Linked DNA regions of Homo sapiens: region 2 is linked to region 1. A link is an interaction called in ENCODE POLR2A ChIA-PET data of the cell type or tissue named here. Cell type or tissue: PC-9. All regions are shown on one strand. Each heading gives the region's core, and the rest is flanking DNA. Links, peaks and the distances in the headings are about the cores only.

Region 1 (10,062 bases), core at 4,201-8,200:
CCAAGAGAGACCACAGAGCTGGGAGCAGTGGTCTGCTGTCTGTAGCCTGGGGCTGGGACTGACACCCCAGCATTACTGAGGCCTGGTGACCACAGGGTTGTGTCCTCCTGGCTGGTGCTCCAGGGCTGGCCCAGCAGAAAGACCTCGCCTGAAACACCCCTTTTTCTTCATTTTGAACCTTGGACTTGCAGTTTAAATTGGGGCTTCCTGTCACCAGACTTGTTTTCTTTATGAGGGAAACATAATATCTCCAGCACCCGGGCTGGAAGAGCAGACAAAGCAGCCTAACAGTGCTCTGTTTGTGGCGTTCTCATCTTATGCAAAACCTCCTGAAATAAATCAGTCATCCTGCAAGCGGGAGGAGGCGGGGGCCAGAGGAGGAGGGAGAAGGTGGGGAGCCAGGGGATGGGACGCCCTGCCAAATGGGAAGAAATGCCCCAGCCAGCTCAGCCAAGCTTTACCGCCCTCACTCCCCCCAGCATCAATGGGACACCCCAGAGGCCCCCACTGGCCTCCCCATCACTTTGTCTGCCACCAGAGGGCAGCACACACGGGCTCTGGCACCTGGCCTTCAATCTGTATGGCAGCTTCAGCAGGCCGAGCGTCTCCTGGCCTCCGAACTCACTGCCACACCTCCAGGGTGCCTCTACCCGCTCAAAGGTCATATCTGGGGGAAATGCAAATTTGATGTCTCTTCTGAGATATGACCTCTGCAAGGACAAGAGGGGCCTCTATGCATGTGGCCGGCTCGGGTACTAGGGGCATTGCACCAGCCTGGCTCTCACAAGCCTCAGGGTGCTGAACTTGGGGAGGGAGGGAGGGGAGGAGGCAGCGAGGAGGGAGGCAGGGAAAAAAGGAGGGAGGAAAGGAGGGAAGAGAGAGAGAGGAGAGGAGGAGAAGGAGGGAGGGAGGGAAGGAAAGAAGGAGGGAGGAAGAAGGAAAATAAGGAAGGGAAGGAAGGAGGCAGGGAGGGAGGAAGAAAGAAAGGAGGAAGAGAAGGAAGGAAAAAGGAGGGAAGGAGGGAAGGAAGAAAAAAGGCAAGAGAAAAGAAAGAAGAAAAAAACCAAAGAGCAATGACTTCCCTATGCAAAATCGAGTTTTATAAGTTAGAGCTTTTTCTAACTTTAATTTTTAAAATTTAATAATTTAGCCATCACTTTCTTTTTGTGCAGATGTTATTCAAAATTTCCAGCGAAATTCTGAATTTCTCTGCAGAGAGAAAGCGTGCCGCTCCAAGTGTCGAGGGTTAGAAATGAGAATTCGAAGTCTTGTGTCCTGGAAAGTTTTGATAAGCAAATACGGCTGAGCTCCCGCGCTCTCTTCATTGGCTGCTTGTTCACCGCCAGATTTTGACACAAATAATCAGATTGAAAATCAGGGAGGGGAACAGAAGAGGAAAAACACACAGAGAGACAGAGCAAAAAGGAGAAGTATCTATTTGTGCAAAGAGTCACACAGTTGACAGAGTGGAGGCCAGTCCCGAGAGAGGCTTTGCAGTTCCCACCTCGGGAAGCTCCGGCAGAACCCAGGCGAGGGACAGCTCCGGACAGGTGAGTGCTGGAGGATGCGTTTCTACGCTTTTGTTTTGAAATGTGCCTGTGCGCCGCAGGTGGCTTCACAGCAGGCTCCCTGGCTCCTCCTGCGGTCCTAGGAAAGGTGAGGTGGGCTGGAAAAGCTCTGGAAGGCAAGGAGCCAAGGGAGAAACAGGGTGAGGACGTAGCCTCGTCTGAGCCACTGTGCTAGGAATTGCGCCTTTGCCGGCTGCGCAGAAACACTTTTCAAAATTTGATTTTAGGCTGACAGACGTCACCTTCGGGCACAAAGTCATACCCACAACCCAGCTGTCCTGGGGACCTGGGCAGTGCTCAGGGAGACACACTTCCAAGTGCCTGAGTTGTGTTCCCCCTCGGAGACAGTCCCAGACTTTAGGGACTTGACTAAAGTTCCTGGGACACTTTTTTTTTTTTTTTTTTTTTTTTTTTTGAGACAGAGTGAGACTCTGGAGCGCAGTGGTGCGATTGCACTGAAACCTCTGCCTCCCGAATTCAAGCGATTCTCCTGCCTCAGCCTCCCAAGTAGCTGGGATTACAGGCGCGTGTTACCACGCCTGGCTAATTTTTGTATTTTTAGTAGAGACGGGTTTCACCATGTTGGCCAGGCTGGTCTCGAACTCTTGACCTCAAACGATCCACCTGCCTCAGCCTCCCAAAGTGTTGGGATTACAGGCATTAGCCACTGCGCCCAGCCAAATTCCCAGGACACTTTGAGAGTCAGGCGCTCTCCCCTCCAGAGCCTACTAAGGGGAGATGACAGGGCTGCCCTCTCCCACACACTGCCCAGGCTCCAGGAACAATAGGACCGACCATGGAGAGGTACTGTTTCAGCTCGCCTTTCCCTGTGGCTGTTGTTAGCCCTTTCCACCTATTTTTGGAGAAAAAAAACCAAGTTTAAGTGTTGAGGCATCTGAGGAGACATGCTCACTCTAAAACAGGACTTGTGAAGAGGAGGTCTGCAGAATCGCCGTGGGTATGTGCCCGTGTACATTTTTCCGGGGAGAAAGTCCAGAGCTTTCACGAGTTCTTAGGGAGTAAATTCGATTACAATCTGTGGGCATGAGTCTGGTAGATATTAGAAGCCAGCTGAGCTGCACCTGACCGCCTGGACGCGCCTGCATGTTTCTTAGTAGGCAACAGGCAGAATATTTCTTCCAAGTCTAGCAAAGTGTCAAGTTTCTTGTCCTCGGAAGTATTGCAGAAGGAATTCTTTGGACAAGAAAATGCGTAATTCCCCTTGCTCTTTCTGTCAGAGTTTGGTCTTCCTGAAGAGAGTTCTTGGGGAACATTGGAGAGCTATACCTGGTTTCGGTTTGATTAATGGAATCACTCAAAACCAGCGCAGACCATTGCCCCGAAGCTTTCAGCGGGGCAGGGTAGGGTGGGTGGGAATCTTATTGGACAGTACAAGGATTTTCAAAGGCTCTGGGACCAGATGGCTCCAGATCACCCAGGGAAAACAGCCTGATCAAATGGGATTCTTCACTGTCTGTGCCACAATATCCAGACCCTTGGTTGAAACATCAGCAAACACCACCCCCTCTTAGTCTAGAGGGAGGCTTTTCGTGTGTTCCTTGCCAGGAATTCAAGCCAATGGGAGCTGCTTTAGTCTATAATATAGAGATATGCAGAAAGAGTTTCATTCACTCACTTGTCTTTTTATTTTGATAAAATACATATAACATAAAATTTCCCGTTTTAGCCATTTTCAAGCGTACCATTCAATGGTATTAAGTACACCCACATGGCTGTGCAACCATCACCACCATCCATCCACAGAACTGTTTCATCTCATAAAGCTGAAACTTCATACCTATTACACAGTAACTTCCATTCCCTTCCCCTCACCTCTGGCAACCTCTATCTATTTCTGTCTCTATGAAATTGCCTATTTTAGGGACTCATATAAGGAATCACACAGTATTTGTCCTTTTGTGATTGGCTTATTTCACTTAGCATAAATCCTTCAGGTTCATCCATGTTGTAGCATGCGCCAGCATTTCCTTCCTTTTTAAGGCCGAATAATGTTCAATCATATGTCTAGACCACATTTTGTTTGTTTGTTTGTTTGTTTGAGACAGAGTCTCTGTCACAAAGCTGGAGTGCCATGGTGCGATCTTGGCTCACTGCAACCTCTGCCTCCCGGGTTCAAGCGATTCTCCTGCCTCAGCCTCCTGGGTAGCTGGGATTACAGGCACCCACCACCATGCCTGGCTGATTTTTGTATTTCTAGTAGAGGTGGGGTTTCGCCATTTTGGCCAGGCTTGTCTTGGAACTCCTGACCTCAGGTGATCTGCCCACCTCGGCCTCCCACAGTGCTGGGATTACAGGTGTGAGCCACTAAGTCTGGCCATAGACCACATGTTGTTTGGACATTCATCTGCCATGAAACCTGGGTTGCTTCCACTTTTTGCCTATTGTGAATAGTGCTGCTATAAACATGAGTATGCAGATATCTCTTTGAGTCTCCCCTTCCAATGATTTTGGGTCTATACCCAGAAGTAGATTCACTCACTTTTGACATTGCATTCTCTGAGCTTTGGAGGAGACATTTGAGAACTCCTTCTAAATTTCAAATAAAAATGATGATTTAGACCGGCCTGGGCAACATGGCAAAACCCCGTCTCTACAAAAAATACAAAAATTAGCCAACTGTGGTGGTGCATGCCTGTAGTCCCAGCTACTCGAGAAGCTAAGATGGGAGGATCGCTTGGGCCTGGGAGGTGGAGGTTACAGTGGGCCAAGATCAAACCACTGCACTCCAGCCCAGGTGACAGAGTGAGACTCTGTCTCAAAATAATAATAATAATGATGGTGATGATGATGATGATTACTTTCTGCTGGGGCCCCTGGGCCTGACCTGGGCTCATTTTCCCCCGACTCCTCCACGGACAAGTCTTGTTTTCCCCTTGAATCTTTTTTTTTTTTGACAGAGTCTCGCTGTGTCACCCAGGCTGGAGTGCAGTGGCGCCATCTGGGCTCACCGCAACCTCCGCCTTCTGGGTTCAAGTGATTCTCCAGCCTCAGCCTCCCGAGTAGCTGGGATTACAGGTGCCTGCCACCACACCCAGCTAAGTTTTGTATTTTTAGTAGAGACGGGGTTTCCCCATGTTGGCCAGGCTGGTCTTGAACTCCTGACTTCAGGTGATCCGCCTGCCTTGGCCTCCCAAAGTGCTGGGATTACAGGCGTGAGCCACCACGCCCGGCCTCCCTTGAGTCTTTAAACATAAAGGAAGTCAAAAAGGTTCTCTGTAGCTGACCCTGAGAACCAGCTGAGTCTTACCCAACCCTCCCAAAAGGGGAACCCGAGTGACAAGTCTTTTAGTCAAGGTGGTTCAATCTCTCACTGAAGGTCAACGAATTCTACATGGGATTTTAGAGCAAAAGGGAAGTTTAGAAATCTCTTAGCCCAACCGTCCCTTTTAAGAGATAGGAAAACCAAGCCCCAGGTTGGTGGCTGATGCGGTCACAAGCTCCAGGACCCCAAATCAGACTCAACTCCTTGGGCAACAAAGGGGCCTCATTACAGGGACATCACAGGCCTGTTGACCCAAGTCCAACTGGAAGTTAGGGTGCTGGCTCCTGCCAGGGTGCAGGGTCGCCTGTCTTCAAGAAGCACTGACTGAGATTCTGACTCAGGGTCAGGGGGACTCTATCAGGATCGGGGGTTATGGAGTGATAACAGTGAGCCTCTTTCCGGAGGTCCGATACCATCAAGTCCTCTGTTTTATGAAGAATTCCTGAGCTTCTTTCATAATCTCTGCTCTTAGCTCCTTCTCAGAACGGAGTTCATGTCAATCAAAACCAAGTGGTTGTTAATTAACTACAGTATAGGTGATTGGTTCCTGTTTTTTCTTTAAAAAAAAAACAACTCTGCTAACAGGGGCCAAAAGGAAGTTCACCGGGTGCATTTGGCCCCTCTGTGAGCCAGAGGGCTTGGCCGTGGCGTTGGCTGTGTCACTGTCACTTGCCAAGCTCAGGGGAGAGAACACTGGGGGGAGGCAAGAAAGCGGGTGTGGGGCTCAGGGGAGATCACTAGAAGAAGCATGAGAATCACCTTCCTGAGGCTGGAGAACCCCAGAAGCCAGCCCCATCTTGCCCTGTGCCTAAGTGAAAAGTGCTTGGCCAGGGCTCATGAGCGCTAGAAAGTGTCCTTGTTGTGGGGCCCAGGGTTAGAGTCAGTTGACCTGGGTTCTCCTTAGGCCCTGAGCCCAGGAGAATACCAATGCTTCCTGAAGGGAAGTCTGTCCCTGGCCTGGCCCCACCAAGACTCTTCAGGAGCCATGTGGGTCTTTTAGGAGCCTGGAAAAGACTTGAGGGTCAGAGGGTTTGATTTTTCTCCCTCCTTTTTTTTTTTTTTTTTTTTTGAGACAGAGTGTGGCTCTGTCACCCAGGCTGAAGTGCAGTGGTGGTGTGATCTCGGCTCACTGCAACCTCCGCCTCCCGGGTTCAAGCGATTCTCCTGCCTCAGCCTCCTGAGTAGCTGGAACTGTAGGCAAGTGCCACCATGCCCGGCTAATTTTTGTATTTTTTGTAGAGACGAGGTTTCACTGTGTTGGCTAGGCTGGTCTCGAACTCCTGATCTTGTGATCCGTCCGCCTCGGCCTCCCAAAATGTTGGGATTACAGGTGTGAGCCACTGCACCCGGCCTGATTTTTCTCCCCTCTTGCCCCAGCACCCTGCATTTCCCTCTGTGCTGCAGGCGGTGTTCACCGGGTGCTGTGAGGACCTCTGACAGTGCTGGGTGGCACAGTGGCTTGAGAGTAAAATCCTAACAGGCCAGGAGCCCTGGGTCTGAGTCACTTTCCTCTCTGCACCTCAGTTTTCCCACCTGCAACCTGGGAAGACACTGCTTGACACGGGCACACGAGGGAGCTTCAAACTGCTGTTTTCATCCCTAGCACGTCGGCTCCACTCCCTCTGCAGAGAGAAGCCCATGCCGGGCACTGCCCAGCACTTGGCACCCATTCTGCACCGAGTAACTGCCCACCTGCTGGGCTGAAAGTCAAGAGCATGGAGGCCTGGGGCCAGACAGACCCCAGTCCTTCCCTGCTCACTCTGCCCCAGGGTCCTGAGCCCTCCAGGCTTCAGCTCCTTCTTTATAAAATGGGACAGCAGCGGGACTCAGCATCTGGATTAAGCATCAGAATTAAAGGTGTAATAAACAAGGCAGGCTAAGCAGCCCCCTGCCAGAAGGTTTGACCAGCTCCTCTTCTATCACAGAAGCCTTGGCGAGTACCTTTGGTTCTAGTTGATTTCCTCATAAATATTATGCGCAAAAAAGGATCATCTTTTGATATTTTGATAGGCAAACCATGACCCTCACAGGCCCCCTCAAAACAAAGTGCAAGGGGAACCCCACACCCCCAGTCCTCCTCCTGCTCACTGGGTCCCCTCCTCTCCCCCTAGGGTCTGGCCTCCCCATGGGCTTTCTTGAAGCGAAGAAGAGTTAAAAGCGGGAAGGAAGGGGGGTGTGGGGAGCCCTGGTGAGGGAGGGGGAGGAGGCAAGAGGAGGAAGACGTGTCCCTGGGAGATAAGGCCGTGGGCTGCCCCCGGCCCGAGCCTGTGTTCAGAGAGCCGAGAATCTGACCGCGGGAAGGGACCCCAGAGGCCTTCAAGGTCCTTTCTCCTAATTTTAGAGCTCAGAGAGTACAGGGCCTTGAGCGCGGCCCTGGCTTCTGGGAGGCTGCTGCAGCCCTTGGCACAGGGCTTACCCCGTCCTTTGAATGCACCTGCAGTGGGCTGGGTGCTGGGATGCGGGGGAGCACATGCTGAGCACCTCTCACACTCGCTCCTGATGGATAAAGGTCCTTTCTCGCTCCCCACCATCCCATGTGGTTGGATTGGGATCCCCGTTTAGCAGATATGAGCACTGAGGCTCAGTGATGAGCCTTACAGCAGGCAAGGGCTGGGCCTGAGCTTGGCCCCCTGTGCAGAGCCCCCAGTCCAAACTCTTGATGCCCCCAGGCTCTGGGCCAGGGGGAAGCAGGCCTGGGCATAGTCGGGTCCCTCTTCTGCCTGGCTGTGGTTCATCTCCTTGGGGAAGGGGTGAGTCCCTGGCCCTTTTCCAAGCTGCATTCTCTAATCTCCCACCTCCCACCCTGCTCCTGGGCCAAGGCCTTATCACCCAGGCCCTCACTGCTGTTCTGAAGCAGCTGTGATCCCTCTCCCGCCTTCTCCGGACCCTATCACCCCTGCAGCCTTGCATGGCGGCTGGCCCAAGGGGTGGGGGGGTGGGACTCCTCTGACGCCTCAGGCATGGGCCTGGTGTCGGCCTGGGTGCAGCGTGGGGGCAGAAAGGATAGAGGACCACCAGAAGATGCTCTCCAGAGTGCCCGGGGGAACCTCACAGGCTGAGTGCAGGGATGTGAACCATTCTGGGGGCCAGGCAGGGCTCTCAGCTCCAGAGGGCTCTGCAGGGGAAGCCAGGAGTCCTGGGGTGGTCAAGTTGGTCCAGCCCTGTCACTCCCTGACTCTGCCTGGGATGGTCCCTTGACTGATGTGGTCCTTGGTTTCTTCTCCCACTCCCTGACTGGTGGGGTTGGTAGTGATGCTGGGCTGCCCACGGAAGCTGGGGGCTGTTCGCCTCTTCTCCTGTGTCCATGAAGCCTCAGGCCTCCAGGTGCAGTGGAGTTGGGGGTCCTCTCAGGTCTTGAGTCCCCACACCCCACTCCTCAGAGAGAGAAAGCCCCTGTCTCTCTAGGGAACAGACTCTGGGCCAGGGCTGTGGACAAGGCGCAGCCGTGCTCTGGCGGCTGTGGCTTGCGGCTTGCAGGAGCACGTGGATTGGCAATGTCCCCTCGTTTGCTGCAGCTTCTCTGCCAGAGCCCCCAGTGATAGACACTGAACACCTGTGATGCACCTGTCAGCACTGCAAGCCTGGACATCCCCACTTACAGCAAAGGGGATAGGCCCAGAGAGGTTAAGTGTGTGTCCCAAATTGCACAGCAAGTGAACTGAGATTCTAACCCACGAACCACTGATTCCAAAACCTAAGCTCAGACCACCCGTTTCTATGGCCTCTGAAGGTGAATCTCACTGGTACCCAAATGTAGCTTTCTAGAATTGGGGTCCACTGTGTGTCACAGAGGGAGACCCCAGTCCCTGCCTTTCCTTTTCTGCTCCATTGCAGCCCAGGTCATGCCAATGGGAGCAGGCTTGTCTGAGCGTTTTCTAGGGGGCGATGCATTCATTTCCTGGTGAAGGAGCAGTGAGGGAAGTTAGGATTTGTAGCTGCCGTAACAAAATAGCACAAACAGGTGGCTTAAAACCAACAGAAATTTATTCTTTCATGGTTCTGGGATCTAGAAATCCAAAATCGAGGTGTCCGCAAAGTGGGTTCTTTCTGCAGACGCCAGGGGAGAGGGTTTCATGCCCCTCTCTGAGTTCTGGCGGCTGTCGGCACTGCCTGGCATTCTCTGGCTGATAGAAGCTCCGAGTTCTGGCGGCTGTCGGCACTGCCTGGCATTCTCTGGCTGATAGAAGTGTCACTCTCTGCTCTGTTGTCGGCACACGGCGTTCTCCCTGGGTGTCTGTGTCTCTGGGTCCAAATTTCCATCTTCTTATAAGGACACGAGTCATCTTGGATTGAGGGCCCATCCTAACCCGGAATGACCTCATCATAACTTGATTACATCTGCAAAAACACCCTATTGCTAATAAGGTCACATTCACAGGTTCTGGGTGGACATGAACTTTGGGGGCCACTGTTCAACCCAGTATAGCTGGTGTTTTATCTCAGGAGGAGGTTCTGAGATATGGAGGGGTATTGTTCTCTTGTCCTTCCTAACCGCTCCCATCCCTCCCCCTTGCAGGTGTGGGGTGCACACTGAAAATGCCACGCTCCTTCCTGGTGAAGAGCAAGAAGGCTCACACCTACCACCAGCCCCGTGTGCAGGAAGATGAACCGCTCTGGCCTCCTGCCCTTACCCCGGGTGAGTCAGAGCCCGGGCTGGCGCCTGCTGCACCCACGGGGGGCTCTCTGCTCTGCGTGATGAGGGTGCAGCAGCGTCCCTCCTGCAGCAGCCTCTTCTTCCAAGTCTGGAAACAGGAGTGCAGTAACTGTGGGTTGCAGATGAAAGGAGTAGACAAATGAGTGATGCCCTCATCCCTTCTGCCCTGTTAGGGAGACGAGAGTGTCAGGTTGGAGCCAGTACTTAGTTACTGGCATGTGGGGCCTCACTGGAGGCCCAGTCTAGGGCTGGAGTTGGGTTGCTCAGAAAAACAGACTGGTCCAAAGTCTTCCCCGGGGTCTCCTCCTGGCCTCTTCTTGCCGCCGCCTGCTCTGGGCAGAGCCCGGGAGTGTGAGCCGCCAGAAGCAGCGGCACGTGGCTGTCTCTCTGGGCCTCCTCCTCCTAGGAAGGGCGTGCCCTCCTTGCTCCCTCTGGGCTTCCCAGAAACCGTGGCTATTGATGCTGATGGTCCTATCTCCCCACAGTGCCCAGAGACCAGGCTCCAAGCAACAGCCCTGTCCTTAGCACTCTATTCCCAAACCAGTGCCTGGACTGGA
Region 2 (10,062 bases), core at 2,230-6,229, 170 kb after region 1:
GAATGAGATCTTATTTGGAAATAGGGTCTGTGCGGATAGAATCCGGATGAGGTCATACTGGATTAGGGTGGGCCTTAATCCAATGACTGCTATCCTTATGATAACAGGGAAAATTGGACAGACACGCACAGGCGGACAGACACGAACTGATGAAGGCACAGTTTGCAGTCACACGTCTACAAAACCAGGAACGAATGCCAAGGAAACTGGCAGCCACCAGAGGTTGGAAGATGCAAGGAAGTATCCTCTCCTAGAACCTTCAGAGACAGCATGGCCTTGCTGACCCCTGGATTTTGGACTTCTGGCCTTTAGAACTGTGAGAGAATACATTTCTGTTGTGTTGAGCCACCCAGCACTTTGTGACAGCAGCCCAGGAAGCTGACCCGATAGACACTGGTCCCAGTCATCACCCTCTGTGCCATCACCACACCTCCCCTCCACGAATCAACCACGACCACAGGACACCTCCTTCTGGAATCTCTCTGTGCCCACGCACTCCCCAGATGAGCACTTCCCCTTCCCCTGGCAACTCCCCGGATTCTTGTTACCCCCACCCCCCGCCCCGGCATGGCCTGGGCCCAGGAGACAGATACGAAATGAATGAGTGAATATCCACCTTTGCTACTTCGTCATATTCAGATGTTCGTAAAAATCTGTATGTTCGTCATATTCAGATGTTCGTAAAAATCAAGTGGCAGCAGTGCTGGGGGTTAAGGAAATGGGGAGAGTGATGGCAGATGTGTGAGGGGAGACAAGGGGCACTTCCAGGTACTCACAGCCACCCTGGGAGCTGGGACAGCCAACCAGTGTGTTCTCATGCTCCCAGCCCCTGAGGCTCAGAGAGGGGAAGCCATCTGGGTCACCAAGCTCCTGCCTCTTGCCAGTTCTGTGACCCCAAACTAGCCATTGTGCCTTTCAGGGCCTCCCCAGTCTCCTGACCTGCACAATGGGGATGGTTCTAACGTCTACTTCCTGGGGACATCACCACGCTAATGTGAGACAATACTACAAAACCTGTTAGCTGCCTCACAGACTTAGAGATGGAAGGATTAGGAAGGAAAAGGGCCTTCAGAGACTGCAGGGTCCTGCTGACCCCTGGATTTTGGACCTCTGGCCTTTACAACTGTGAGGAAAGAAACTTCTCACAGGGGCGAGACACAGCCCGGAATACAAGTCGGACAGGCTGGGCACTGGTGCTGTGATCTGGGGAAAGTCACTCCCTTCTTGGTCTGGTTTCCTCATTTGCACCATGAACGGGTTGAAAATGAAGCAAAAATCAGATATCGGCCCCCTGTGGCATATGGGAGCATCTTCCAATGGGAACACCTTCCAATGGCTCCCATGATGTTTGTTTGTTTGTTTGTTCGTTTGTTTATTGAGACAGGGTCTGGCTCCGTCGCCCAGGCTGGAGTGCAGTGGCATGATCTTGGCTCACTGCACTCATCACCTCCCAGGTTCAAGTGATTTTCCTGCCTCAGCCTCCGGAGTAGCTGGGATTATAGGCACCTGCCGAGACACCCAGCTAATTTTTGTATTTCTTTTTTGTAGAGACGGGGTTTCACCACGTTGGCCAGGCTGGTGTTGAACTCCTGACCTCAGGTGATCCACCCGCCTCGGCCTCCCAAAATGCTGAGATTACAGGTGTGAGCCACCGCGCCCAGCCTCCGTTATGTTTAGAATCAGGCCTGACTGCCTCCTCTCAGACACTGTCCCAGGCAGCCTCCACACTGGCCCCAGAGATCCCTGCCTCCTGGTACATAAGTTGCTGAGTGATCCCCTTCCTCCGAGGGTGATTGGATTTAGTGACTGGCTTCTCACCAACAGAACACAGCACAGGTGATGTGAGGTCACTTCCAAGATTTACAAAAAACTATGACTTCTGTCTTGCTTGTTTGCTCTTGTTTTCCTCCCCACCTTCACCCCTCACTCTGGGGAAGTGAGTTCTGATGCCGTGAGCTGCCTGCCCTACAGAGAGACCCACATGGCAGTGAACCAAGGGAGGGCCCCCACCAACAGTCACAGAAGAACTGATGCCCTCAGTCAAAACTGAATCCTGCCAATAACATGAGAATGGCCTGGGGGCGGGTCCTGCCCAGTCCAGCCATGGATGAGACCCCAGTCCCAGCCTCCCTTGAGACCTGGGGGCAGAGGCACCCAGCTGAGCTGCCCTGGATCTGGGTCCACAGAAACTGTGTGATGATCAATGTCTGTTGCTGGAAGCTGTACATTAGGGTAGTGTTGTCACATAGCTGTCCACAGGCCCCTGGGCTGCCCCTCCCACCCCCAGCTCACTTGGGCCACACTGGCCTCCTTTCTCACTCCTCTCTGGCCAAACTCATTTCTGCCTCCCAGCCCTGCCTGCTGAGCCTTCTCCATCACACTGTCCAGACTCGTGCAGGGCTGGCCCATGCTTTGTCTTCTGGTCACAGCACAGATGTCCCCTTAGCGAGACCTCTCAGATCCCCACCCAGCAGGCCCCAGCCCTCCATGGCAGCCCCGGCATTATTTTCGCTGCAGCACTGCTTTTTCCTTTCTGTGCCTGTTTGCTTTTGTGCCCTGTCCATCGCCCCCTCCAGACTGCCAGCTCTGGAGGGCAGGCCCCCCTGGGTCACTTTCAGAGCCACACCCAAGCCCAACGCTGCCCCCCCACAACCCAGGGTGAGTGCTTGGGCACACCTGCTGAAGGGAAAGAGGAAGCTCTTGGAGCCCCCTCCCGCCTCTGAGCAGCTAACATTGTGGAGAGGGATGCTAGTAATGGGGGGTGTGCATTGGGTAGAGGCCGGGGTCCCCCAGAGGGACCCTGCCGGGCTCTCCCTGACTCCAGTTGCTCCAATGAGTACAGTGGGCACTGCCTCCCCCTGGTGGCCGGCACTAGCACAGCAGCAGCAGCCTCAGGCAGAAAACCCAGAAAACAAAACACACACCTTTGTTTGGGTGTTGTCAAGGTAGCAGCTCTCCTGAGTCCCAGGGGGTCAAAGGAGCAGAACCTGCAGGCTCCAGGGGTAATTCAAGGCGCCTCAGAAGCTTCATTTGCTCCCCTCTTTCCCTCTGCTGGTCCTGGGGTGTCCAGTTCACTCGTGAGGCCTCCTCACTCCAACCAGGGCAACGGCTCTGGCCCCACTTCCAAATAAGAACCCTGAGGCTCCAACAAGGACAGTCTTGTCCCACAAGAGTTGTCCAGTGCTTGGCCACGCTCTGCACCACCCCAGGCCCTCAGCCCTTCAGCCCCCCCGGCTTCTCTTGCTCAGAAGAACCTCCAAGAAGAAGGCATTTTCCACAGACCTCGGTGGGTAGTGGGGGCATCCCCAGTGGAGACCTAAGGCCGACAGACACGTCTACGAGCCTGTGGGACCCTTGGAGTCACCCAGGCCAAACATTCCAATTTATAGAGCAGGAATTTGAGGCTTCCTTTCCTACAGCCCCGTCCACACTGAAGGGGTCTTTTCCTGCTTCCAGGTGATCACAGCGGTGAACACAGAACCCCACAATCTGTCCTCTCCAGGCTGCCCCAGCCCAGACAGATCCTGGGAACCTTGGAGAATCCCCGCCCATCAAGCTGGCGTGTCCTCCCCTTGCCCCCCACCCCGTGCCATGGCCCCAGGCATGTTGCTGGGTACTGGATGCCCCTGCCCGTGGCAGAGTAGCCCCCGCCCTCTTTCTTCTTTCCCCCAGTCACTTCCCCAGCGTCCCGTCCTACTCTGAGCCCCAGGAAGTGTGTGGTGTGTGTGTCTGCGTGTGTGTGAGCATGTATGCGCAGGCCTGCGCCTGTACGTGCGCGGAGAAGCCCAGGCAAATGAGCCCACATGGGAGATGGGCAGGGGTCCCCAGGATCTTAGAGGCTGTCATTCCCAAAGCAAACCCCACGGGAAGGGTGAGCCGAGCCCTTCCTGGCCTAAGAGGCCGGAACCCTCCCTTCATCTCTGGACTCCGCCAACTTCGTGTGCCCCGGGCGAGTCCCTGCCCCTCTCCTGTCCTCAGTTTCCCTACTGTCCCGGGCGGGGTTGGACGCGGAGCTGCGTAAGCGCACGCTCAGCGTGGACGCGGCGCCGGGCTCCCTCCCCCCGGTGGGTGTGGGCTGGGGCATACGGTCCTCCCTCCACCCGCGACGCGAGGCTGGGGACGGCGCGCACTCACCTGGCAATCTACCATCATCCTCAGCCTCGGTGGCACATCGCCGGCCCCAGGGCGGGACCCGGGGCTCGCAGAGGCCGCTCGCCTGGGCCCGCGCGCGGCGCAGGGGTGCGCCCGGCTGCGGGGCTCATGGCGCGGCCTCCGGTCCCCGCCGGGCCCAGGACTCTGCGGCCCTCGGGGCCGCCCCGGCAGCCGCCAGCGCCGCTCCCATTGTCTGCGCCGCGCCGCGCTCCGGCCGCTCGGGCCTCGCCGCTCGGTTCCGCCCCGGCTCCCCGGGCTCGGGCCCGGGTGGGCGGGGACAGCCGCGGCCCCGCCCCAGCCCGCCCGCAGGTGCGAGGGGCGCGCCCCGCCGCGTGAGCTCGGGGACGCGCTCGGGGGCGCGCTCAGGCCTCCCTCCCGCGGGCCGACGCGGGTGTTCCCCCCGCGGGGCAGCCGGGCCTGTTGTCCAAGGCCGGGCGCGCACACGGGGCCTGCGCGGGACCGCAGACAGCGCGTGCACGTCACTCCGCTTCGCCGCGCGCACGCGCCACGCTCCCAGCGCCATGTGCGGCCGATCTCACGTGTCCGTCCGCCCCAGCCGCCTGCTCAGTACTCCCCACCCCGCTAGGACCTAGGGCCAACCTCGCCCCAGCCAGGCGGGGGCCGCTGAGTCGGCGCGCCGGCGTCACCAAATATACACGTTCACCCTGGCGCCCAGCACCCCGATGCCACCTGCTGGACTCGGCTCGGCGGATGGCTGGGAGCTGGGGGACCCGAGGTGACAGCGAACTCAGCCTGGGCAGGGAGAAAGTCAGGTCTCCCCTTCCCCTCCTCTTCCCCACCTCCCTCCTTGTCTTCCCTGACAGCACCCGGGACCACAAGGTCCAGCTGCAGCTTCAGCTGGTGTAAGATGGGGCTCAAGGGAGCCTGGGGGAAGGAGGCCTCACACTGGGGTTGAGCGACTGTTGGGGGTAGTCAGTGTTATTAGGGCTAACTGATTTCGTCCCTTTTTATTTTTTATTTACTTTTGTTTTTGAGATGGAGTCTCGTTTGTTTGTTTTTTGAGACGAAGTCTCACTCTTGTCCCCCAGGCTGGAGTGCAATGGCGCGATCTCGGCTCACTGCAACCTCCACGTCCCAGGTTCAAGCAATTCTCCTGCCTCAGCCTCCTGAGTAGCTGGGATTACAGGCACCTGCCACCACGCCCGGCTAATTTTGTATTTTTAGTAGAGATGGGGTTTCACCATGTTGGCCAGGCTGGTCTCAAACTCCAGACGTCAGGTGATCCTCCCACCTTGGCCTCCCAAAGTGCTGGGATTACAGGCATGAGCCACTGCACCAGCCGCAGTCTCCTTCTTGTCGACCAGGCTGGAATGCAGTGGCTAGATCACGGCTTATTGCAACCTCTGCCTCCTGGGTTCAAGCGATTCTCCTGTCTCAGCCTCCCAAGTAGCTGGGATTACAGGTGCACGCTGCCACCACCACGCCCGACTAATTTTTGTGTTTTTAGTAGAGACAGAGTTTCACCATATTGGCCAGGCTGGTCTCGAACTTCTGACCTCAGGTGATCTGCCCTCCTCGGCCTCCCAAAGTGTTGGGATTACAGGCGTGAGCCACTTTGCCTGGCCAACCCTTTTGATTTATTTATTTATTTTATTTTTTTGAGACAGAGTCTCACTCTGTCACCCAGACTGGAGTGCAATGGCACAGTCTCAGCTCACTGCAACCTCCACCTCCCAGGTTCAAGTGATTCTCCCGTCTCAGCCTCCCGAGTAGCTGGGACTACAGGCATGTGCCATCACACCCGGCTAATTTTTGTATTTTTAGTAGAGGCGGGGTTTCACTATGTTGGCCAGGCTGGTCTGGAACTTCTGACCTCGTAATCTGCCCACCTTGGCCTCCCAAAGTGCTGGGATTACAGGCGTGAGCCACTGTGCCCGGCCTTTTTTATTTTTAAAAAAACTATGTAGAGATGAAGTCTCACTATGTTGCCCAGGCTGGTTTGGAACTCTTGGGCTCCAGAGATCCTCCTGCCTTGGCCTCCCAAAGTGCCGCAATTACAGGCGTGAGCCACTGTGCCCGGCTTCATTCAATTTTATACCAGAGCCAAGGCACCAGCACTGCAGGCCACTCAGCTGTAAGTGGCCAGGCCCTGCTGTGCGTGGTGACCCCCACTTCATGGCTCTTCCCCGTCACTCATCCCCGAGCTGGTCATCAGAGGCCTCATCCTGTGTTGGGGCCTCGCTGGCCAGGTATCCCCTGAGTCCAGCGCTTGGGCCCCATATATATTGATCCCCCTGCTGGGACAGGCCTGCGGTGACCCCTGCCTCCTAGCCTGGCATTCAGAACCCTGTGTGACCTGGTCCCTATACCCCAACTCTAGCCTCCTGGGGCCATCCTGACCCAGGGACCCCATCAAGCCCCTGCCCCTCTCAGAGCCCCCTGCCAGCACTGCCCCTCCCTGTATCCTCCTCCACAATGCACTCACCTTCAGAGCTGCACTCCTCCCACCCTGTGCAGAGCACAGTCTTGAACCCAGATGACCTGGGTTCAAACCTGCAGCTGAGCCACATCACAGGCAAGCTCATGGTGACCTCTCAGAGTCTCAGTTTCCTCTACTGAAAATGAGTCAGGGACTCCCACCCGGGAGGGTGTGCCAGGGGTAAAGCTGGGTGTAAGTGGGGTGAGGGGGGTATGGGGGACTTCTCCCCTGCTAGGTGGAGCTGCCCAGGCCTCAGAGTCTGCTGTCACCTCAGGTCCCCCATCTCCCAGCCATCCACCCAGCTGAGTCCAGCGCTCCATGGCCCTCTCTGTGCTTTCAACAGAAGCTCCTCGGAGGCAGGGCCTACTCCTTCAGCACAGAACCCCTCCCCTGGAGCAGGTGCTCCCTATGAGGGACACAGAGGCCATGGTTCCATTCCTGCCCCTCTGCCCAGGAGGCACTCAGTGCCCCTTCAAGACTCCAGGCCTCTCCAGCCCAGTCTGTCTCCTCCAACTGGTCACTCCATCTGTCCACGCTCTTCGGGTCTGTCCCTGCTCGCCAGCCAAACCACAGGTGAAGGAAGAATGAACTCAGGGCTGGCCCCAGCTTTTCCACGGGTGACCAAGTGGGTGGGTGCCTGCCCGTTCCAGTATGACCAGAGTCTACCCCACCCTCCTTTCTGTCTTCTCCTTCCATGAAAAAGATGCTGCTGTCTCCAGGGCGGTGAGCACCAGGCCGCCAAGCCCTGAACCCATACCCCACCCCATCTCTGCGTGGCCAGGCAGACAGAACCACACTGTAGGCCTCTGAAGTCCTTCTGGATCCAGACTGGAGAGGTCATCTTCCCATGCCCTCTAATCCTGGCCTGCACCATTGGCTCAGAGTCCCACGCCCACTGGTGACCTCACAGGGCTGCAGTGACCCTGGATACGGGAGCTCCCAGGGTTGTCCGGCTGCTGGGCTCCATACCCCTCTACACAGTTGGGAGTGTGGTGGCTCTGCCAGCATGCTCCACTTCACCCAGTCTCCCTGGAGAACTGGAATGAAATCCTGTCCGTTGTAGCCTCTAGCTTTAGCTCAGATTTTCTGGAGTAACTATATCCCTATTCGATTGTGTTTGACTTCCAGTCTGCCTGTGTCCCCACTGCCTGATGGAACAGACACTGGGGACACAGGCAGGCTGGATGTGCAGGTAAAAACCACCTTAGTGGCCGGGCACAGTGGCTCACACCTGTAATCCCAGCACTTTGGGAGGTCGAGGCAGGTGGATCACTTGAGGCCAGGAGTTTGAGACAAGCCTGGCCAACACGGTGAAACCCCGTCTCTACTAAAAATACAAAAATTAACTGGGTGTGGCGGGCACCTGTAATCCCAGCTACTTGGGAGTCTGAGGCAGGAGAATCGCTTGAACCTGGGAGCCAGAGGTTGCAGTGAGCCAAGATCACGCCACTGAACTCCAGCCTGGGTGACAAGAGCGAAACTCGGTCTCAAAAAAAACAAAAACAAAACAAAAAAAATCACCCTAGCTAGGGTTGAGCACACGCCCCCTTTATTATAAACTGCCCCAAACCCTCTTAAGAAGGAGGTGGCTAGTCCCCTGAGAGTGCGGCTCACTTTGGGGTGCAGGAAACCGAGGGAGCCTAGACCTGTTCCATTTCAAAGGCTCACTCTGGGGGCCTGAGTGAGGAATTGGCTACATGTGGTTGGGAGACATCAAAGGACCCAGGACCCCTGTGACCAGAGAAAAGGGGTCTAGGGCGCCTTCACACCAGGGTATTAGAAATGCTACGTTAAGGGCAATATGCAATAAACGGGGGACTGGCGCGGCAGGGTTCAGGCACTCTGAGTCGGGCTGAGGCTTCAGAGCCTGCCCCGCAAAGGCACGGCTGCAGAACGTGGCAAGCCTGCCGGGCCCTGCCTTTGTAACTGCGCCTCCCCTCCCCCTGTCTCACTGTTCCCATGCCGCGTTACTGTGAGATCCTGTGTGCTACTGTGTGCACAGCCCTCTGCAGTTCACAGTGGCCTTTCCACGTCCCTTTTCCGGTTGAATTCGCCTGACTGACAGGGAGGCGGGACAGGGCTGGTCTGCACGCTAGTGAAGCACTGGTGGCTGCAGGTCTTTGGGTCCCCATCCATGGCAACCCCCAGCTCCGTGGTCAGCTCCTCAGGCAGCTGATATCCTTGTCCAGTGTAGAAAAGCGGATCAGCTTCAGGCTGGGTGGCTGGGGCTTCCTGTCGTCCCAGAGGTACTCGGGGGACAGCACCTTGGACGGCTTGTTTGAGATGAAGTGACGGTTCAGGTGGCTTTCCTCCCGCCAGGCAGCCATGATGCCATTGGCCTTGTCCGCCAGGATGGCCATGTGGCAGCCCCTAGTAAACTCATATACCCTGGCCACCTGCCCCCCGAAGACTGCCCCACCATAATAGAAGTCCCCTTCGCTGTCTGCCACAAAGGCAGTGGAAACACGCCTGCGCTCATAGGGGAACTGCTGGCGGGGAACGGCGTAGTAGCTTGGGTGAATGGCAGCCACCAGGTCTCCCAAGGTCTCAGGGCCCCACGGGTTCCGAAACACCATGTCCACATCAAGGCAGAAGAGGTAGTCCACCTCCCGGTGAGCCCTCTTAGCAATGTGCTGGCTGATGGTCTCCATCCGGCGCATGGATGTCTCCTCCCAGTGGGAGTGACCCTGGATGGGGATGGAGCTGAGAAGCCGGTGGGGACCCAGCGGGACCCCGGGAACGGCTGCAGGGTTGTCAGTGAAGATGTAGTAGTGCACCCGGTACCCACGCATGAAGAACTCCTCGGCTGACTCCAGGAAGGACTGGATGAAATGAGTGTACCTAGTGATGATCACCCGGTCACCCACTGCTACACCAGCAGCCTGCCAGGGTCCCCACTGTGTGCTGGGGTCAGCCAGGCTGGGGTCCACTTACCAGCTCCCCATCTCAAGATGTCACTCTGCTCTGGCCCTCTGGGTCCTCATTTGTCCAATTCCCAAAATGCTAGTACCAGCCTCTTACGGCTGTTGTAAGCATGTTCCTGGTAGAGATTCTTATGCTCCTAGGCCAGGTGAACTTTTACTGAGCAATTTCTAAGTGCCCAGCGACGTTCTAAGAATTCTTATGATCTTTGATCTGCATAAGCATGCCCATTTTACAGGCAGGAACATTGAGGATCACAGAGAAGAAAGTAGTGAAGAAGCAGGTAAGTGGACGAATCAAGGGAAGGCAAGTTGAGCTAGATGCTGGGGGCATGGAGGGGGGTGTGGTTGACACAGCCCTGCCCCCAGGCCAAAACTCATTGGACAAGGGGGTCACCTGACCCTAGGTGGACCATTCATCATCTGGTCATGCTTTAGGGCCCCAGGAAGTTCCAGGAAGGAGTCCCAGAGGCCCAGAGGAAGGCTGCCAAGCGGCAGCTCCTAAAGGAAGGCCAGGTGGGGTCATGGGAGAGACAAGGGCAGAGGAGG

The links. Peaks named below come from ENCODE experiments on the same cell type or tissue, not always from the same donor. Only the 100,000 strongest peaks of a DNase experiment are listed, where the experiment ranks them.
Region 2: POLR2A ChIA-PET joins it to region 1 with 10 read pairs; 2 of 35 experiments call an interaction of 5 or more read pairs at or near these places.

The regions. Positions count from the first base shown.
Region 1 is chr9:132,977,292-132,987,353 of GRCh38, forward strand. GFI1B (growth factor independent 1B transcriptional repressor) reads left to right here and starts at 1,403. Exons shown (of 7, transcript NM_001377304.1): 1 at 1,403-1,550; 2 at 9,368-9,487; 3 at 9,991-10,062. The coding sequence starts at 9,388. In PC-9, for the core only: no CTCF peak of the experiment used is centred there; no DNase peak of the experiment used is centred there; H3K27me3 peaks cover 3,794 bases.
Region 2 is chr9:133,144,829-133,154,890 of GRCh38, forward strand. GBGT1 (globoside alpha-1,3-N-acetylgalactosaminyltransferase 1 (FORS blood group)) reads right to left here. Exons shown (of 7, transcript NM_021996.6): 7 at 8,120-9,433. The coding sequence ends at 8,749. It also overlaps a transcript of RALGDS not described here. Among named protein-coding and RNA genes, the nearest start is that of GBGT1, 14 kb to the right of the region's middle. RefSeq lists an enhancer at 4,022-4,669 and silencers at 4,079-4,168, 4,199-4,708. In PC-9, for the core only: CTCF peaks have their summits at 2,812 (motif pointing left) and 4,871 (motif pointing left); DNase peaks (open chromatin) are centred at 2,933 and 4,683; H3K4me3 peaks cover 2,194 bases; H3K27ac peaks cover 1,702 bases.